Regions from separate parts of the Homo sapiens genome. Here regions 1, 2, 3, 4 and 6 are each linked to region 5. The links are chromatin contacts, found by Hi-C or POLR2A ChIA-PET in ENCODE. All regions are on one chromosome and are shown on one strand. Each heading gives the region's core, a stretch centred on a gene start or an enhancer-like site at or near the end of the contact. The rest is flanking DNA. Distances are from core to core; before and after follow the strand shown.

What was found. A loop is a pair of places that touch in the nucleus more often than their neighbours do. ChIA-PET counts read pairs that join two places held with the same protein, here RNA polymerase II (POLR2A). Pooled maps may share reads with other maps.
Region 1: a loop to region 5 is called in a pooled map, with 6 times the contacts of the local background. The contact joins the promoter of NINJ2-AS1 here to the promoter of ADIPOR2 in region 5. A Hi-C loop is called at or near these places in 1 of 37 single-sample maps with no recorded cell type and 6 of 50 pooled maps. POLR2A ChIA-PET finds 5 or more read pairs at or near these places in 1 of 52 experiments (activated naive CD8-positive, alpha-beta T cell).
Region 2: a map of B cell shows a loop between it and region 5 (10-fold over the local background). The contact joins the promoter of CCDC77 here to the promoter of ADIPOR2 in region 5. A Hi-C loop is called at or near these places in 2 of 168 maps with a recorded cell type or tissue (B cell and naive thymus-derived CD4-positive, alpha-beta T cell) and 9 of 50 pooled maps.
Region 3: a loop to region 5 is called in a pooled map, with 2.2 times the contacts of the local background. The contact joins the enhancer-like site here to the promoter of ADIPOR2 in region 5. A Hi-C loop is called at or near these places in 2 of 50 pooled maps. POLR2A ChIA-PET finds 5 or more read pairs at or near these places in 4 of 52 experiments (A549, CD8-positive, alpha-beta memory T cell, Panc1 and 1 more).
Region 4: a map of CD8-positive, alpha-beta T cell shows a loop between it and region 5 (24-fold over the local background). The contact joins the promoter of ITFG2 here to the promoter of ADIPOR2 in region 5. A Hi-C loop is called at or near these places in 2 of 168 maps with a recorded cell type or tissue (CD4-positive, alpha-beta memory T cell and CD8-positive, alpha-beta T cell) and 9 of 50 pooled maps.
Region 6: a map of CD4-positive, alpha-beta memory T cell shows a loop between it and region 5 (32-fold over the local background). The contact joins the promoter of RHNO1 here to the promoter of ADIPOR2 in region 5. A Hi-C loop is called at or near these places in 1 of 168 maps with a recorded cell type or tissue (CD4-positive, alpha-beta memory T cell) and 7 of 50 pooled maps. POLR2A ChIA-PET finds 5 or more read pairs at or near these places in 2 of 52 experiments (IMR-90 and WTC11).

The regions. Positions count from the first base shown.
Region 1 is chr12:629,621-632,320 of GRCh38, reverse strand. NINJ2-AS1 (NINJ2 antisense RNA 1) reads right to left here and starts at 1,430. Exons shown (of 5, transcript NR_122124.1): 1 at 1,336-1,430; 2 at 74-107. The region is part of intron 1 of NINJ2 (ninjurin 2); the gene reads left to right. RefSeq lists silencers at 1,405-1,504, 1,565-1,644.
Region 2 is chr12:400,199-402,898 of GRCh38, reverse strand. It overlaps CCDC77 (coiled-coil domain containing 77), which reads right to left and starts at 1,255. Exons shown (of 13, transcript NM_032358.4): 1 at 1,215-1,255. LOC105369594 (a long non-coding RNA gene) reads left to right here and starts at 1,489. Exons shown (of 4, transcript XR_007063149.1): 1 at 1,489-1,581; 2 at 1,849-2,006. RefSeq lists enhancers at 445-997, 1,412-1,731.
Region 3 is chr12:574,794-577,493 of GRCh38, reverse strand. The region is part of intron 1 of NINJ2 (ninjurin 2); the gene reads left to right. Among named protein-coding and RNA genes, the nearest start is that of NINJ2-AS1, 55 kb to the left of the region's middle. RefSeq lists a silencer at 1,100-1,369 and an enhancer at 898-1,399. Within about 2 kb of position 1,318, at least 25 of the 41 ENCODE cell types and tissues checked have a DNase peak (open chromatin) inside an H3K27ac peak, as active enhancers do.
Region 4 is chr12:2,811,218-2,813,917 of GRCh38, reverse strand. ITFG2 (integrin alpha FG-GAP repeat containing 2) reads right to left here and starts at 1,250. Exons shown (of 12, transcript NM_018463.4): 1 at 1,062-1,250. The coding sequence starts at 1,157. ITFG2-AS1 (ITFG2 antisense RNA 1) reads left to right here and starts at 994. Exons shown (of 4, transcript NR_146317.1): 1 at 994-1,356. RefSeq lists enhancers at 974-1,223, 954-1,703 and a silencer at 1,334-1,423.
Region 5 is chr12:1,689,642-1,692,341 of GRCh38, reverse strand. ADIPOR2 (adiponectin receptor 2) reads right to left here and starts at 1,272. Exons shown (of 8, transcript NM_024551.3): 1 at 1,151-1,272. RefSeq lists silencers at 970-1,059, 1,080-1,379 and enhancers at 878-1,456, 1,540-1,589, 1,610-1,769.
Region 6 is chr12:2,875,847-2,878,546 of GRCh38, reverse strand. RHNO1 (RAD9-HUS1-RAD1 interacting nuclear orphan 1) reads right to left here and starts at 1,324. Exons shown (of 3, transcript NM_001252499.3): 1 at 1,265-1,324. It overlaps FOXM1 (forkhead box M1), which reads left to right and starts at 1,373. Exons shown (of 9, transcript NM_021953.4): 1 at 1,373-1,627. RefSeq lists silencers at 1,068-1,507, 1,548-1,617.

The sequences.
Region 1 (2,700 bases), core at 181-2,680, 1.1 Mb after region 5:
ACCAGGACAAACAAAGAAAAGAGATTTGTTTTCCTGTCTGCTTTTGCTGAATGGAATCTCTGATTCTACTTACCAGCGTGCCTCAGACACCCTGGGGCTGGTTAGGACTTTAAGCACACAGGAATCTCAGCTTTACTCAATCTTTTTCCATATCCTGAGCCCGAGTTCAGACTTCATCCTCCCGGGTCCCCCATGTCCCTTCAACGTCTGATTAATTCTCCAGTCAACTCCCTGCTAATAGTCCACCCACAAATTGCTATTTCAGCTGACCTTCCCCAAAACTTGAGCATCCTTACCAAATACCTTGGGCTTCCTCATAACCTGGTTATCTTCTCATCTGCATGCCTTTCTGGAATAATTTTGAAGTATTAAAAAAAACTCCTCTAATTGTCAAGGGCATGCAGGAAGCTCAGCCCCTAAGGAGCATTGCAGAAATCTGGAGTTCTACTCTGTTTATACCTAAATCTAGCCTTCCAGGAGTTTCAGATAGTTTCCTGGAAACATTTTGTGCTTTGTGTTTTTCACCTTTCTCTCTTAATTGAATATGGGGTGAGGAGCAAGAAAGGGGATTGTGAATTACAATTACAAACAGTACACACATAACACAGGGACAATCTTTGCATTTCTCATTTCTGATCCCAGGGATCAGAGGTAGAGGCAGGCCAGGCGCGGTGGCTCACGCCTGTAATCCCAGCACTTTGGAGGCCGAGGCAGGCGGATCACGAGGTCAAGAGATAGAAACCATCCTGGCCAACATGGTGAAACCCCGTCTGTACTAAAAATATAAAAATTAGCTGGGCGTGGTGGCGCGCGCCTGTACTCCCAGCTACTCGGGAGGCTGAGGCAGCAGAATCGCTTGAGCCCGGGAGGCGGAGGTTGCATTGAGCAGAGATCACGCCACTGCACTCCCGCCTGGTGACAGAGGGAGACTCCGTCTCAAAATAAATAAATAAATAAATAAAAATTTAACAAAAAAAGGTAGAGGCAGCTCTCAGGTGAGTAAATTCGCAGATGCCCACGCATGTCTGGAACATACCCCAGGGGTCATTAGAGACTGCCCAGCAGAGGCGGGAGGATCTTCCGTTTGCTTTTCCTTCAGAACGTTTGTCCGGAGAGCATCCTGTTCTGTTATATGCATATCCACCTCCGTCTCCAAATTACTAGGTTGAGCACAGTGCTCAGTGCCTGGCATTGAGTTAGAAATAGAAAATGAGCTGGCGAGTCCCGGCCCGAGGCTGTGACAGGGGCCATTACTGAGCCCACTCCCCACCAACCTTTCTGCGGTTTAACTGACTCTCCTCCTTCCCCTCCAGATCCCAAGGGCTTGACTCCTACCTCCTCTAAGGCATTTTGAAAAGTTTGCAAATGCACCCTTGATCCTAGCACGTACTTAAGAAGCGGCTCCCCCCTAGAACGTCAGGCTTGAAGCTGACCCCTTCTTCCTCCTCCCGCGCCATTTGGGTCTGTGCGCAGGGCCGGAAGCCTGCTGGGGAGGGGCACGAGGCCGGGCTGGGGCCTCTCCGGAGGGAGCCCGCCGCCCCGCCCAGGGCGCACGCACCCAGCCTCTGAGGGAGGAAGCTGAATGGGGCCAGAGGCTGGCCCTCTTTGGGGATTTGCATTATACAGGCTGTATTTAGAAGCAGCGGCGGGGAGCGGTGGCTCACGCCTGTGATCCCAGCATTTTGGGGGGCCGAGGCGGGCAGATCACCTGAGGCCAGGAGTTCGAGACCAGCCTGTCAACATGGTGAAACTCCGTCTGTGCTAAAAATACAAAAAAAATTAGCCAGGCGTGGTGGCCGGAGCCTGCAGTCCCAGCTACTCGGGAGGCTGAGGCAGGAGAATCGCTTGAACCCGGGAGATGGAGCTTGCAGTGAGCCGAGATCACACCACTGCACTCCAGCCTGGGCAACTCAGCGAGACTCCGTCTCAAAAAACAAAACAAAACAAAACAAAACAAAAAACCAAGAAAAAGAGAATAAAAAAAAATAGAAGCAGCTTTCTTGCTGATAGAAAGCAATGACCCTCTCTGCTATAATTACAACTGAAGAGTCACTTTCTTTCAAAAACTCTATTTTCAGATGTTTACCACTTTCTTTAAAAAGGAAAAAAAATTTGCCTCAAAGGCAGGCAGTCCCCAGGGCATTTCTGGTCTCCTGGGGAAGGAACCTAAGAGCGGTTTGGTAAAATTCCATTTTGCTATCTTGGCGTTACCTAAGGGCAAGAACTGAGGTGGGGCTTTGGTGACAGCAGGGGCTGAAGAGTGCTCTTTTTCATCATCCAGGGTGTCCAATTGTTTTGTTTCCCTGGGCCACATTGGAAGAATTGTCTTGCCCCACACATAAAATACAGCAACACTAACAATGGCTGATACACTTTTAAAAAATCGCAAAGAAACTTCATATATATATATATATATATATATATTTTTTTTTTTTTTTTGAGTTTTGCTCTTGTCGCCGAGGCTGGAGTGCAACGGCACGATCTCGGCTCACCACAACCTCTGCCTCCCAGGTTCAAGTGATTCTCCTGCCTCAGTCTCCTGAGTAGCTGGGATTACAGGCATGCGCCACCAGGCCTGGTTAATTTTGCATTTTTAGTAGAGACGAGGTTTCTCCATGTTGGTCAGGCTGGTCTCAAACTCCTGACCTCAGGTGATCCACCTGCCTCGGCCTCCCAAAGTGCTGGGATTACAGGCGTGAG
Region 2 (2,700 bases), core at 6-2,505, 1.3 Mb after region 5:
TCAGCGTTTCCAAGCAACCGGGAGTTGGCAACTTAAATTCATCATTTGATCACTCATTCTTCTGAACCTCCTGTCTAACCATATGAATATCTTGTATATTTTATCTCCACAATGACCATGTTAATTCAGAGTCTCAATACTTCTTACCCACACCATTACAACACCTTAACGGTTCTACCTACTCCTTGCGTCTCCTGGACCATTTTCTTTAATAAAATACATCAGTAGCACCTCATAGCCTAAAGCATTAAATCCAATTTGTTAGCCTAGAATTCATGGCTTTCTACATAAGGGCCAAACCTAACTTTCCTGCCTTATTTCTCTCTACTCTCCTAAATGTACCGTTTCCAGATAACTTTCCTGCCTCCATACCTTTGTTCATGAGCTTCCCTCTAGCTGGAACACAACTCCCTCCACAACCCTCATAATTTCACTTAACAAAATCTAGTCTGTACATGAAAACTCATCTTAAATACCACCTCCTTTTTCTCTTTCCTGAGTCTCCCCATCCAAAATGATTTAGCAAAAATGATCTAAGTGCAAAAGAACTGCCTTTGAAATTATCTACAAGTCAACATATTAGAGTGCTTTATTGCTATCGTTTCTCCCATGCTAGCGTGCGCTCCCTACAGACAGAAATCGCGTCTTACTCTTCATTGCCTCTTCCAAAGGAACAATGCCTTTGTTTATAGGTAAATTAACGGGTTTCAGCTAGGGTCTCTGCACCTATCTCCAATACCCTTGCTTAGATATATTCTTATAGCTTGTCTACTAACAATTAACATTTGTGTAGCACTTTGAATTTTTTTCTTTTAGCCACGTGACAAATCTGTACAATTTATTATCCCAACAACCGTTCAGTATTTTCACTATCCCTTATTTCACAAATGAGGAAACTGAGAGCTAGACCAGCGTGGGGTTAGAGTACACCGGAACGCATCTCCAGGGCGCCCGAATCCCGTACTCCTTTTCCCACTTCATCCCATTCTCGACCGCCTCACTGCTCCAGGTCCCAACGCTCCAGCACTCCTGAGGTCTCTCCCTTTGCACATTGGAGCTTTCCTCCTCCGGTCCCCAGCCCCTCCACGGACACCACATTCAGGCTCACGTCCTCTCCTCCGCACTGCTTCCGCAGTTACTTCTCCCTAACCAGATTTTCTTCCCAAGGCTTCTTACCTAACCCCTTCACCCCAAACCCGAAACTCTATACTCACGACACACTAAGACTCCGAGTCAGGGAACGCAACTGAAAAACAAAAGTCAAACCAAGGAGCGGCGCGGCGCCACTGAGCGTCCCTGAATCCGTGCAATCGCGAAGAAGTTTACATGGCCCTTTGGAATGCGCACCAATGGGAAGGGCCTTCACACAGAGGCCCGCCCCCATCTCGCCCCTCCTCGCGGTGCTCCCGACCGCGCAGAGGTCTCTGGGAAATGTAGTTTTCTTCTGCCTGGAGCTCTGCGCGGGGCGACGCAGCTGGGCTGCAACCCGCTCCTCCAGGGACGGGTAGTGTGACGTTTGGGGTCAGAACGCACCACTTTCGGGCACCCCCACTTAAGATTGCTCAACTGCTTTGAGCTCAGGTACTTCGCGTTCATGGTACATATATGTTGTAATTTCCAAGCTTGTCTCAAGAGATAAAGATTCTAAGAAAAGTTTCTTCTTCCATGACCGGGTGGCCTAGAGCCAGGATAGGACCTGAGGTTCAGTTTCTACGGTCAGGGGACTATGTATTAAAATTCTACTATTTGTTCCATAGCAAACACTGCTTCCTTTTCCGGAGAAATGTAAGACACTGGGCTTTAATGATAAAAGCAAGTTCAAAATCCATTATGGTCTTATCTTTCCAGAAAGCAAGGTGTAAAGGTGGGGGAAAAGCACTTTCGTCTCAGAATTACAGCTACTGGTATGGAAAAGCTGGGGCCCTTCGCTGGTGTGAGTCCTAAGGATGTCTAAATGGAACGTGCATCTGCTACAGGCTCGCACTTTCCTTTATTGCGCTTCCCAGGTAACTGTTTTTACAAATGTAAGGTTTGTGGCAACTCTGCATGGAACCAAATCTATCTGCGCCATTTTTCCTACAGCACAGGCTTACTATGTGTCTCTGCACCACATTTGGTAATTTTCACAATATTTCAAACTTTTTCATAATTATTGTATATGTTATGCTGATCTGTTATCCTTTATATTACTATTATAATTGTTTAGGGGCACCATGAACCATGCCCATATAAGATGGCAAACTTAATTCATAAATGTTGTGGATGTTTTAACTGCTCCACAGACCAGCAGTCTCCCTGCCTTTCTCCCTCTCTTCTTGCCTCCTTATTCCTGTGATACAACAATATTGAAATTAGACCAATTAACAATCCTACAGTGGGGGTTCAAGTGAAAGGAAGAGTCACACATCTCTTACTTTAAATAAAAAGCTGAAAATGATTAAGCTCAGTGAAAAAGGCATGTTGAAAGCCAAGACAGGATGAAAGCCAGTCTTCTTGCACCAAAGTTAGCCAAGTTGTGCATGCAAAGGAAAAGTTTTTGAAGGAAATTAAAAGTGCTACTCCAGTAAACACAAAAATGATAAGAAAGTGAAACAGACATTGCTGATATAGAGAAAGTTTGAGTGGTCTGGATAGAAGATCAAACCAGCCACAGCATTCCCTGAAGCCAAAGCCTAATCTGGAGCAAAGTCCTAACTCTTC
Region 3 (2,700 bases), core at 69-2,568, 1.1 Mb after region 5:
TGAATCCAGGAGGTGGAGGTTGCAGTGAGCCAAGATCGTGCCAAAATATTTATATATATATATGTATATATATATATGAGACTAGTGTTGCTTCTCAACTTATGATAGAGCTACATTCTGATAAACCCATAGTAAGTTGAAAATATTGTAAGTCAAAATGCATTTAATACACTTAGCCTACTGAACTTCATAGTTTAGCCTAGCTTAACTTCAGCGTGCTCAGCCCACTTACACCAGCCTACTGCTGGGCAACATCATCTAACACAAAGCCTACTTTATAAGAGACTATTGAATATCTTGTGTAATTTATTGAATAATGTACTGAAAGTGAAAAAGAGAGTGGTTGTATGGCTACTCGAAGGACAGTTTGTAAAGTGTATCACTTACGATGGTGCGAAAGCTGGGGACCATCTGTATTAATACCTGCTTTGTGGAGTCATGCCTGACATACAGCAATATCATTATTTAATTATTACTGTTTAAATTTTAACAATTTTGTTAGCCCCTGAGGGATGAGTAGGATTGAAGTCAGCAGAGATCGGCTGGGAGGGCTTTGGGGAATGTCTCTGAGAACCTCACAGCTCAAGTGGGCATAGAGCAAAGAGCAAAAGGCCAGATGGGTCTGGAAGCCCCAGGACAAGGCGCTGATTGGGAAAGTGCTCTTGTTTAGGGTGGATATTGAGAGGGAGCAGATCGATTCTTTGGAAATTTCTGTGTGGTAGGTAAATCCACGATTAACTCTGAACCCCGAGATGACAACAGTCTTTTCTGAAAGCCACTGGCAAAACGGCCTCTTGCAGGGGAGGTGGAAAATGCTCCCTGAGAAAGAGCACGGAGGCCGGGGTGGCGGCTCGCGCCTGCAGCCCCGGCACTTTGGGAGACTGAAGCAGGAGGGTCGCTTGAGCCCCGAGGTTGAGGCTGCAGTGAGCTATGACGGGGCCACCACCCCGCAGCCTGGGCGACAGAGCAAGGGCCTGCCCCAAGAAAACAGTAATAACTAAAATAAATAAGCAAGCAAGCAGGCCCGAGTTCCGGTTTCAACGCACGTGCTTTCCTGTTCTTCCCTACACACTCTGCTTCCGTTTGTAATTTATGGCCCCCTTTTGTTGGAGAGAAACCCGTCCGTGTCCTCGATCACAAAGGGGTCAAAGCCCGGGTGTGCCCGCGCGGGCGGGTTGAGCTGGGGCCTCGCCGCGCCGTTTCCTGGCGCCCCCTGGTGGACAACGGCGGCGCCGCAGGCCTTCCGGGGAGGCCTCGCCCCACGTGGCCTCTCGGTGCTGCAGCTTTAGGCCCCAGTTTGCAGCTCGGGGCAAGGGCTGGAACTCTCAGTGAGACTGTGCCCAGGGCTCAGAGGCGGTTTCTGGACCAGTTACGTATTATTGCTGGAATAACACGCAAAAGAAACCCCACCCCGACGTGGATTAGAGACTGTTGATTTTTAAGGGCGAGATCACTGCTCTTGGCTGCAGTCAGGAGCCTGCATGCGGCCTGCCCCAGACAGAAGGCCTCAGGGGTCTGGGCTTTTACAGCTTTTGGCCTGAAGACCAGCTGCAGCTTCCAGCCCCAGTCATTCATTCCCTGAGGCTCCCTCAGGACTGCTGAGAAAAGGCAGGATCTAGGGGAAAAAGGGCTCTCCCTGCAGTGGGGGTGTTTAAGAGCAAAGATTCACTCCCCAAACTCCTCTCCCCCACCCAGAAGCCACTGTGCCTGAAGCCCCACCCTTAAAGAGCCTTACTTTTGCCTTTTTTGAAAAAGCTGTCTCATAAAAATTCAATGCGATCATCATTCATTGTGTACCTCATGTGGGCAAGGTGCTGAGCTAGGCTCCATGGAGACTCAGGCCTGTGGAAGATGGGGTCCGTGTGCTAAAGTGGGCAGCAGAAGGAGCCGTCTCAGGAGGACTCAACAACGCCCAAGGCCAGCACAGGCCAGGGAGCAGGCGACCTTCTTTCAAACAGGGCCTTGGTGGAGTGCATTTGGGGACAGGGTCTAGAAAGGAGGGGAGGCTCTCCCTGGGGGGAGCATGGTGAAGAAAGAAAGGCCTGTAGTCCTGGAGCAGAGCAGGAGCAGCTGGGAAGGGTGGGGTGTGTTCAGGGAACAGTGAGTAATCTGGTGTGGCCCTGCACGTCTGAGCATCACAGAGCCTGGCACAGGGCACAGGGTTCGCTCTTCAGGGGTGGGAGGAGGAGCTGGGGACCAGGCTAGAGAGGTGGGTGGGGGCCCCAGGAGAGAGGACTACGCTTGAGTAACAATGACCCTGGAGACCCAATGCAGGTGGGCTTGTGTGAGTGTTTCCCTTCCTGCAGGCGGCTCGAAGGCGAGAGCCAGCAGGAGCGAGGAGAGAGGCTGCCCAATGGGTACAGGAGGCATTTCAAACACCATGGAAGTTGTTAGGACCATAAATGGTGCCTACTTCAAAACTGGGGCTGGGACGGGCCCTGAGTCACAACACAGTATTTGAAATGCCTCTAGGCCCACACGTGGGAGTATAATCCTCTGTGGGATAGATTTCCCTCTCATCTCATATTTGTTTAATACTTCACAGCTTTCAAAGCACATTCACCCACATGATCCTATTGATCTTTCTAACAGCACTTTGTGCTAGACAGGGCAGATATTATTCCCACTTCAGAGGAGGACCAGCTAGGGTCTGGGTGAGATGAAGTCATAAATTCACTTTTGTTTTAACATGTTTATCTT
Region 4 (2,700 bases), core at 1-2,500, 1.1 Mb before region 5:
CATAAAATTGGACTGCTTGGCAGTTCATGAAGAAACACGAAAGCCCAGAAAACATAACACAAATTTATGAGAATAACTCTTTCCTCCCCAGAGAGGGTAGAGCCAAAAAAGGCCTCATAAGATACCTTCTGCATCACAGCACTAGGGGGCGGTGGGAAATAAGTACAGGACAGTTAAGGAACTGTGAAGCAGGGAGGCCGAGTAGGAAGATAGGGCAGAGGGTAGAAGGGGGCAATACAGTGCTTTGCATTAGAACTATGAAATAGATGATAAATGAAAAGATAAAGTCTGCAAAAAAAAGAGCATCAGACACTATTCCCTTTAATGCTCCACCGGAGAATCCTCTCCATACTTTAGTCAATGCATCTCATTACATTTTATTATCCGGTGACTATTACACAGCTTGATTATGAGCTATCTGAGGACTGGAACTCTCTCGTTCATTTTTGAATTCCTAGAATGTAGCAGAGTCCTTGGTGCATAATGAGCAGTTCAGTAAAGATTTGCAGAAAAACAGAATAAAATACTAACACCACCACCACCACCACTAACACTTAAGTGAGCACTAAACTGTGTGCCAGGCATTGTTTTACCTGCTTGACCTGTGGTAATTTATTTAAAAAACGAGAAGGGCTGGGCACGATGGCTCAGGCCTGTAGTCCCAGCACTTTGGGCCAACATGGTGAAACCCCACCTCTACTAAAAACACAAAAATTAGTCGGGCGTGGTGGCGGGCGCCTGTAATCCCAGCCCCTTGGGAGGCTGAGGTAGGAGAATCGCTCGAGCCCGGGAGGCAGAGGTTGCGGTGAGCCGAAATCAAGCCACTGCACTCCAGCCTGGGTGACAGACGGAGCCTGTCTCAAAAAACAAACAAAACCTCCCAAGGAACAAAACCAACCACGAACACTGAAGCTATCAATAAAGTTTTTCTCTCTAGCGCTCCAAACTAGCCACAGCGCGCATGCTCACGCTCACGTGGCACGCTCGGGCGGCCTCTTCCACTTCCCTTGCCCCGTCCCTGCACAGATCCAGGCTGTCTCTTGCGGTGCGCATGCACCTACCGTATCGTTATCAACGTCTCCGAGGCAGATTGCGTGCGGGAAGAGGCTCCCGCTGAACTCCAGCGCCACGCGCTGCACGTAGCTAACTGACCTCATGGCACCTCCAAGAGCAGAGGGAGCGGAGAGGCCCAGTAAATATTCCCTGAACCCCCGTCGCGACAGCCGCCAGAGCGGAAGGCCACCTAAGGCAGCAAGTTACGTCACTGCCTGAACCTCCAATCTCTGCCTCTTCCTCCTTTAACCTTACAGAGGAGGCGGGTCTTCCGGGCTTGGAGGCGGGCTTCCCAACTCTGATGTGAGTGACAGGCCCACGGGCCACTCCTTTTCTCCACAGGGCTGCAGACCGTGGGTAAACCAACCCTGACGGGGGTCGATCTGTTCCCTTGGCAACAGGGCTCCCAAGGGCTTGACCTAATAACCTTGACCTTTTTCCTTTGTTTCCCTGGCAATGAAGATTCCTAGCCATCAGACCATTCCTGAGAATCTTACTAATCTTCGTAATAACTGATAATTGCATGGTTTTGAAAAGTGTTTTTAAAAAACTACCCATTAGGAGTGAAAACAATGTAGTGAGTTGCAATCAGCATATAAAAAATTAAATACAATAGTAATATACCAAGTGACTCCCAGGTAGTAAGGTAAGTACAGTTTTTGTGAAACTCTTGTTTCAATTGTATATACTTATATGTGTATACTGGCTTATAATGTAAAAAAAATTTTTTTTTTCAGTGTATGTGTTTTCTGGTCAATAGTTTAAAAGCCACCTGCTGCAAAGCACATTTCACATATTTCACATAATTAGTTCAGCCACTATGCGAGCTTTTTTTTTTTTTGGCTGAGGAAAACAGGTTCAGCAAGATTAAGTAAAATGGCAGAAGGAAGGATTGTGGGGCGGGGTGCGTGCTCAAACCAGAATTGTTTGATCCCAAACCCTAGGGCCTCTCCATCATTTACTATCATAGTTCGTAGGAGAGTCTTCAGGCTGGAAGTGAAGGTTGCCTGGATTCCGGATCTGCTCTGTCTTGTGGCCCCCCAGCACAAAGCTCTTGCATCTCAACCTCAGTAGCCTTACTCTTGTAGCACAGATGGGACTGTCACTCTCATGGCTGGCTTCTTGGGATACTTTCTTTCCATGTTGAATCCAGTTCTGCCTTTCTTTGGGGTGCCTCGTCAATCAGGGCAATATTTATGAAATCATACAGGTGTTCAATACATTTTTAGATTTAGGTCTAAAAACCCAGGCTGACTCGCACTTGGTGTTTCAAAAAAAAAAAAAAAATGATTCTACCTTATCTGGGATTTTGGACCAGGGGCTGTTCCTTTTTATCTTTTTTTTTTTTATTTTTATTTTTATTTTTTTTTGAGACAGAGTCTCGCTCTGTTGCCCAGGCTGTAGTGCAGTGGCGCAATCTCGGCTCACTGCAACCTCTGCCTCCCAGGTTCAAGCAGTTCTCCTGCCTCAGCCTCCCGAGTAGCTGAGACTACAGGCGAGCGCCACCACGCCCAGCTAATTTTTAATTTAATTTAATTTAATTTTTTTTTTTTTTGAGACGGAGTCTCGCTCTGTCACCCAGGCTGGAGTGCAGTGGTGCGATCTCGGCTCGCTGCAAGCTCCGCCTCCCGGGCTCAAGCCATTCTC
Region 5 (2,700 bases), core at 23-2,522:
TTACCTAAGAGTCGTTTAAGGAGACATAAGGGTGGCCTTTGATAAGAGGTCACTTCAAACTTTCAGAACTGACAAGACGTATAGCCTCCCCCCAAAAAATAATGCTATGGGTAGATGGATGCTTTTTTCTGAAGGAATTTTTAGCATTTCATTTGGAAAAGTTCTGTGATCAAATAATGCTAAATGTTATGACAGCTTTCTTGGCGTTTAAAGGGATTCTCTGGGTGAGGGGAAGGGGTGATAAAAAAAAAAAAAGTCTGCTTTTGGAACAGAAATGGGGGACAATAACCAAGGCTCAGAAACCCAGAGTCAAAAAATTAAAAGAACATCTTATTTTAAAAAAAAAGTCAACAACCTGCAATGAAGTCACCGTACCCCCATAAAATCCCAACTGTGCATTTAAATCTTTCTACCAAAATTCACTTTTGGACCATCTTATGAAGTTGTCAAAATTTCAGAGGCAAACGCTTAAATCAAGATCAAAAGCCAGGAGGAAAAAAGAGCTAACAGTTTCCAACCCAAACTCTCTCCGAGCCCCCTAAAAACTGATTTATAACCCTGTCATCGGTAATTTTAGAAGAAGCGAACACTGACGGACGGGGGCTTGGGAAAACAGGACTCCAGGTACCAAGCAGGCTGCCTGACGCGCCACCTGAAAAAGGTGAGGGAACTCTTCCCCACCCCAGTCACTGTGAAAGTAGCGCTGAGAGAGCCCATCCCAAGCCTCCACCAAACAAATTCCTAGAAGTGATAAAAACAGACAAGAGACGAAGAGGGGCGGGCAGATCCTCTCCGCGGGCAGGGAGCTGGAGCAACTGCACCCGAAGGTGAGCAGAGGGCAGCAGGCTCCGACCCTCCGCCGCGAAAGGCGAGGCGAGGGGAACAGCGGGCGCCGGACTCCTCCGACAGCGGTCGCAAGGAGGGCGGCTCCAGGTCCCCACACGGCCGACCCTCAGGCCAAGGCGCGCCGGGCGGCAGGTCAGAGTTAGGAATCAAGTTGCGGGCCGGGCCGAGAGCGCGCTCTCCCGCCCGCGCCAGGGACATTCGCCCCTCAGCTCTCACCTCCCCCCGACCCCAAGCTCTCCCTCTGCGCCCAGGAAACGGCGCCCACACTCCAGAGACCCTCACCCGGAGCCCGTCGCCGCCTCACCGCGTGTCTCGGACTTCTTGGGAGCCACCGCTGAGGGGAGGGGGGAGGAGGGGGGAACGGAGGAGGGAGGGGGCCAAGCCCGGTGTAGCCGCCGCCGCTGCCGCCGCCGCGATGCCGCTTCTGGAATCGCGCTCTCGCCGCCGCGACAGCGACCGCCGCCGCCGCGTCTCCCCGCCCCCACGACCGCACGTCGCCGTGACGCGCATCGCACGAGGCGGTTCGAGCCAATAAGACCACACGCCGTGCGCAGCCGCGCTGTCCTAAACCGGAAGCCGCCCCTCTGACCGCTCTAAAACCTGGGTGCATCGTGGGAGCTGTGGTTCGGCCAGGAACTTAGCGAAAACTATACTGGGTGTTGAGGGCCGGAGGAGCGTGCGCTCCTTAGGCGCTCACACAACTCCTCGGAGTTTTTTCTCCCACCGAAAAAGGAAGCAATTTGGAGCTGAGGAGGAGGGGGCCGCCCCGGCTCGCGGATGCTTTTCGCAGTCTCTATGGATACTGGCTACACACTTTGGGCAAGAGCCAGAATTTGAGGATTTAGGCTGGATCGTGTGTCTCTGCCAAGGGCTGATAGGATGCTGAGCGTCGTCTGTGAAGACTGCGGAAAGAAATCCAAAAGCATTAGCCCAGTTTTGCCCAGAGCAATAGTGTTTGCCTTTTATTACCTTATTAAAGATTATGATTTATGCTCTACCACTTCTATTTTTTTTAAAACCCAGTCACTCTTAAAATACATATAATTCAGAGCGATTTTTAAAATGATGTTAATGTAATGGTATATCAGAACCTACTTAAGCACTAAATACCTGCGTCCATTTACCCAGAATGAGTAAGTAATTTTCCACAAGTCATCTTTACGTTGAGTTCTAACTTCTTAGAAGCCAAGAACAGATTTGGTTACGTACTTATTCTATAAGAAAAGTGAATATAAGAGTTAGTCTGCGTAGAAAAATAGTTCTTTACATTCAGTAGGAGGGGGAATTTATCACATTCTTAAGGCGTAAATGCCTTAACTATCAAAATTCTTGTTATTGACTAAAGGAAATCCATACGATTTAGGGAAAGTCTGTGCCCACGGCTTACTGTCCTTACCTTTGGACCACAGCAAGAGATAACAAAGGGTGCAGGGAAAAGCTGACAGGTCTTGAGGGAGCTGGAGTCGGATATATGACGAAAAAAACAAAAATACAGAAGTCTTCATTATGGAAATGTAAGTTTTAAAAAGTAAAGCTACTAAAATCACAAAGAACATGATTAAGATGGCAATAATACAGAACTAAGGCCCACTCATTTAAGCTTGAAAGAGATAAAACTAGTAGAAATTAAAATTAGGAAATAAATGTTAAAGGAACTAATTTCCTCCAAGGAGTGGTTTACATTGAAAATATAATTTTTTTAAGTTTACATAATTTGTGAAAGACATAATAATAATGACTTCTATGTTCCCAGGTAAAGATGTAAAGCTTTTGAGGTTGAAATCAAGGAAGACAATTGTACACCTCCTCAGCACATCAGAAACAATACAGGCATTTCTGGATTGTGAATTTGAC
Region 6 (2,700 bases), core at 75-2,574, 1.2 Mb before region 5:
AAGCTTATGACTGGTTTCCTTTAATTCTTGGATAAGCACAAAACTTCTCGGTATGGCTAAGGCTCTGCTTCCTCCGGCTCCAGCTTCAACTCACACCACACTCCATTCAGGTCGATTAGCTCAAACCCCTCAGATATTTCTCAGCCTTTGTACTCACTGTGCTTCCTCCTGCCATCCAGCCTTTGCACGCCTGATTCCCTCTGCTTAGAGGAGTTCCCTCCTTTCTTTGTAAAAGGCATCAGATCTCACACCAAGCTCTCATTACAAAAGCCTTTCCTGTCCTACCTCTCAAGATCTCGTTATTGTAAATACTCAAAGTATCATTAACCTCTAATGTTTCAATTTACAGCAATAATTCAACATTTGTTTGTTTTGGAGACGGTGTCTCCCTCTGTCGCCCAGGCTGGAGTGCAGTGGTGTGATCATGGCTTACCATAGCCTCCACCTCTCGGCCTCAGGTGATCCTTCCACCTCAGCCTCCAGAGTAGCTGGGACTACAGGCACGCACCACCACGCCCGGCTAATTTTTAGTAGAGAAGCGGTTTCGCTATGTTGCCAGGCTGGTCTCGAACTCGTGACCTCAAGTGATCCACCCGCCTCGGCCTCCTAAAGTGCTGGGATTACAGGCGTGAGCCACTATGCCCAGCCCACATTTGTTTATTTGATTAAAATGTCTGTGCCCCTCTTCCAGGATTGGGCTGTGAGCCCAGGGGAAGGAAAGAACCTTGTCTGCCATTGTATCTTCAGGGCCTAGCGGTGCCTGGCGCACAGCAGTTGCTCAACTAGACTGGTTGACTAAGTCAATAAATAAAGCACTACGGTCTATTATATCCGAAGGCTTGGCTTCGGGAGGGGCAAAAGACAGGTTTCGCGCTGAGGTAGGGTTCATGGTGCCGACATTTTTTTTCAAGATGGAAGAAAGCGGAGATAATACGCAGCCCTCAAAGGAACTTAGTCTAATCGGGGGGAGCAGACGATCGTTCACTGTGGGAAAATGGGGTACGATTTCCCCCAGTGAGGAAATCAACTAAAGCCGAGCTTTGAAAAGGGGAGCAGAGGAGCCTGAGGGGAAGCGGGGGCGTGTCGCCTGGCGTGACCAGCGCGGCAGGAAAAGCGGGCCCAGGGACCCGGGCCTGTCACGCCGCTTCCGCGCGTCCCCAAACTCTCCCTCGGCTCGCCCACCCACGCGGCGGGGACCCCTCCGGCCCCTCCCCGGCCCCACGGCCACTTCTTCCCCCACAAGCCGGCCTGCGGTCCGCCTTACCAGCCCGGGCCGGACGGGGCCGCAGCTCCTGGCAGACCGCACAGCCTTCGAGCCCGGAATGCCGAGACAAGGCCGGCGCCGATTGGCGACGTTCCGTCACGTGACCTTAACGCTCCGCCGGCGCCAATTTCAAACAGCGGAACAAACTGAAAGCTCCGGTGCCAGACCCCACCCCCGGCCCCGGCCCGGGACCCCCTCCCCTCCCGGGATCCCCCGGGGTTCCCACCCCGCCCGCACCGCCGGGGACCCGGCCGGTCCGGCGCGAGCCCCCGTCCGGGGCCCTGGCTCGGCCCCCAGGTTGGAGGAGCCCGGAGCCCGCCTTCGGAGCTACGGCCTAACGGCGGCGGCGACTGCAGTCTGGAGGTGAGCGGGATGCAGCAATGGAGTCCCAGGCCTGGCCTGGGCACAGGCGGGGAGCAAGGCCTCCGGGCGCGGAGGTCAGGGCGTCTAGCAGCAGGGCACGGGCCACGAGTGGAGATTTGGGTCACACGGGAAGAATCTGAGCCAGGGTGCAAGTTTTTTCTGCGTCCACCTCCTGGCCGTGGCCTTCTCACTGCTTAAAGCGCCCCTTGGCCTTCCCTGGAAGTCTGACCTCCGCACCCTGCCCGCGGCCTCGGGAGGGCTGGGGTGGCCTACCTTCTTAGGCCGACTGTGGCTGAGATGAAGACTGAGATTGTACTACATTGAGTCAAAGACCAACCTGCATACACACTCCCCTGCTCCCAGGCTGTCTCACCACTAGGCAACACCGCCTCCATCTTACTTACCCTTTTGCAGGGCCCTTTTCCTGGTTCTTGAGAATGTAGCAAGATTTCCCCGCTCAGGATGGGGATGGGTCGGAGGAGCCACTCTGGAAGTTTCCCGGGCAAGAAAGTGTTGGCAATAATAATAACGGGCTGGTCAGGAAGTAGAAGAGAAAATTAAGACTTAGATATCCTGTGGAAAAAGAGGAATAATATCTACTGATTGATGCGGGGAGAGAGGGAAGCCTGGAAAGATCGGAGGTGAAAGTAAAACTGAGATTTGAAGGTAGAGGTGTGGAGGGCCTGTGAACTCTATGCAGATGACAAATGTCAAAAAAGTGCAGTTGCTTTTCAGGGAGAGAATAAGTGTCCTAAAAAAGAGACAGCCAATTCCTCTGTCTTCCAAAGTTCCGTGAAATAGAATTACACAATTTTGCTTAATGGTAGAATATTCCATGTATCTATTAAAATCAACAAAAGGCCGGGCGCAGTGGCTCACGCCTGTAATCCCAGCACTTTGGGAGGCCGAGGCGGGTGGATCACCTGAGGAGTTCAAGACCAGCCTGGCAAACATGGTGAAACCCTGTTTCTACTAAAAAAAAAAAAAAAAAATTAGCTGGGCATGGTGGTGCATGCCTGTAATTGCAGCTACTCGGGAGGCTGAGGCAGGAGAATCGCTTGAACCCGGGAGGC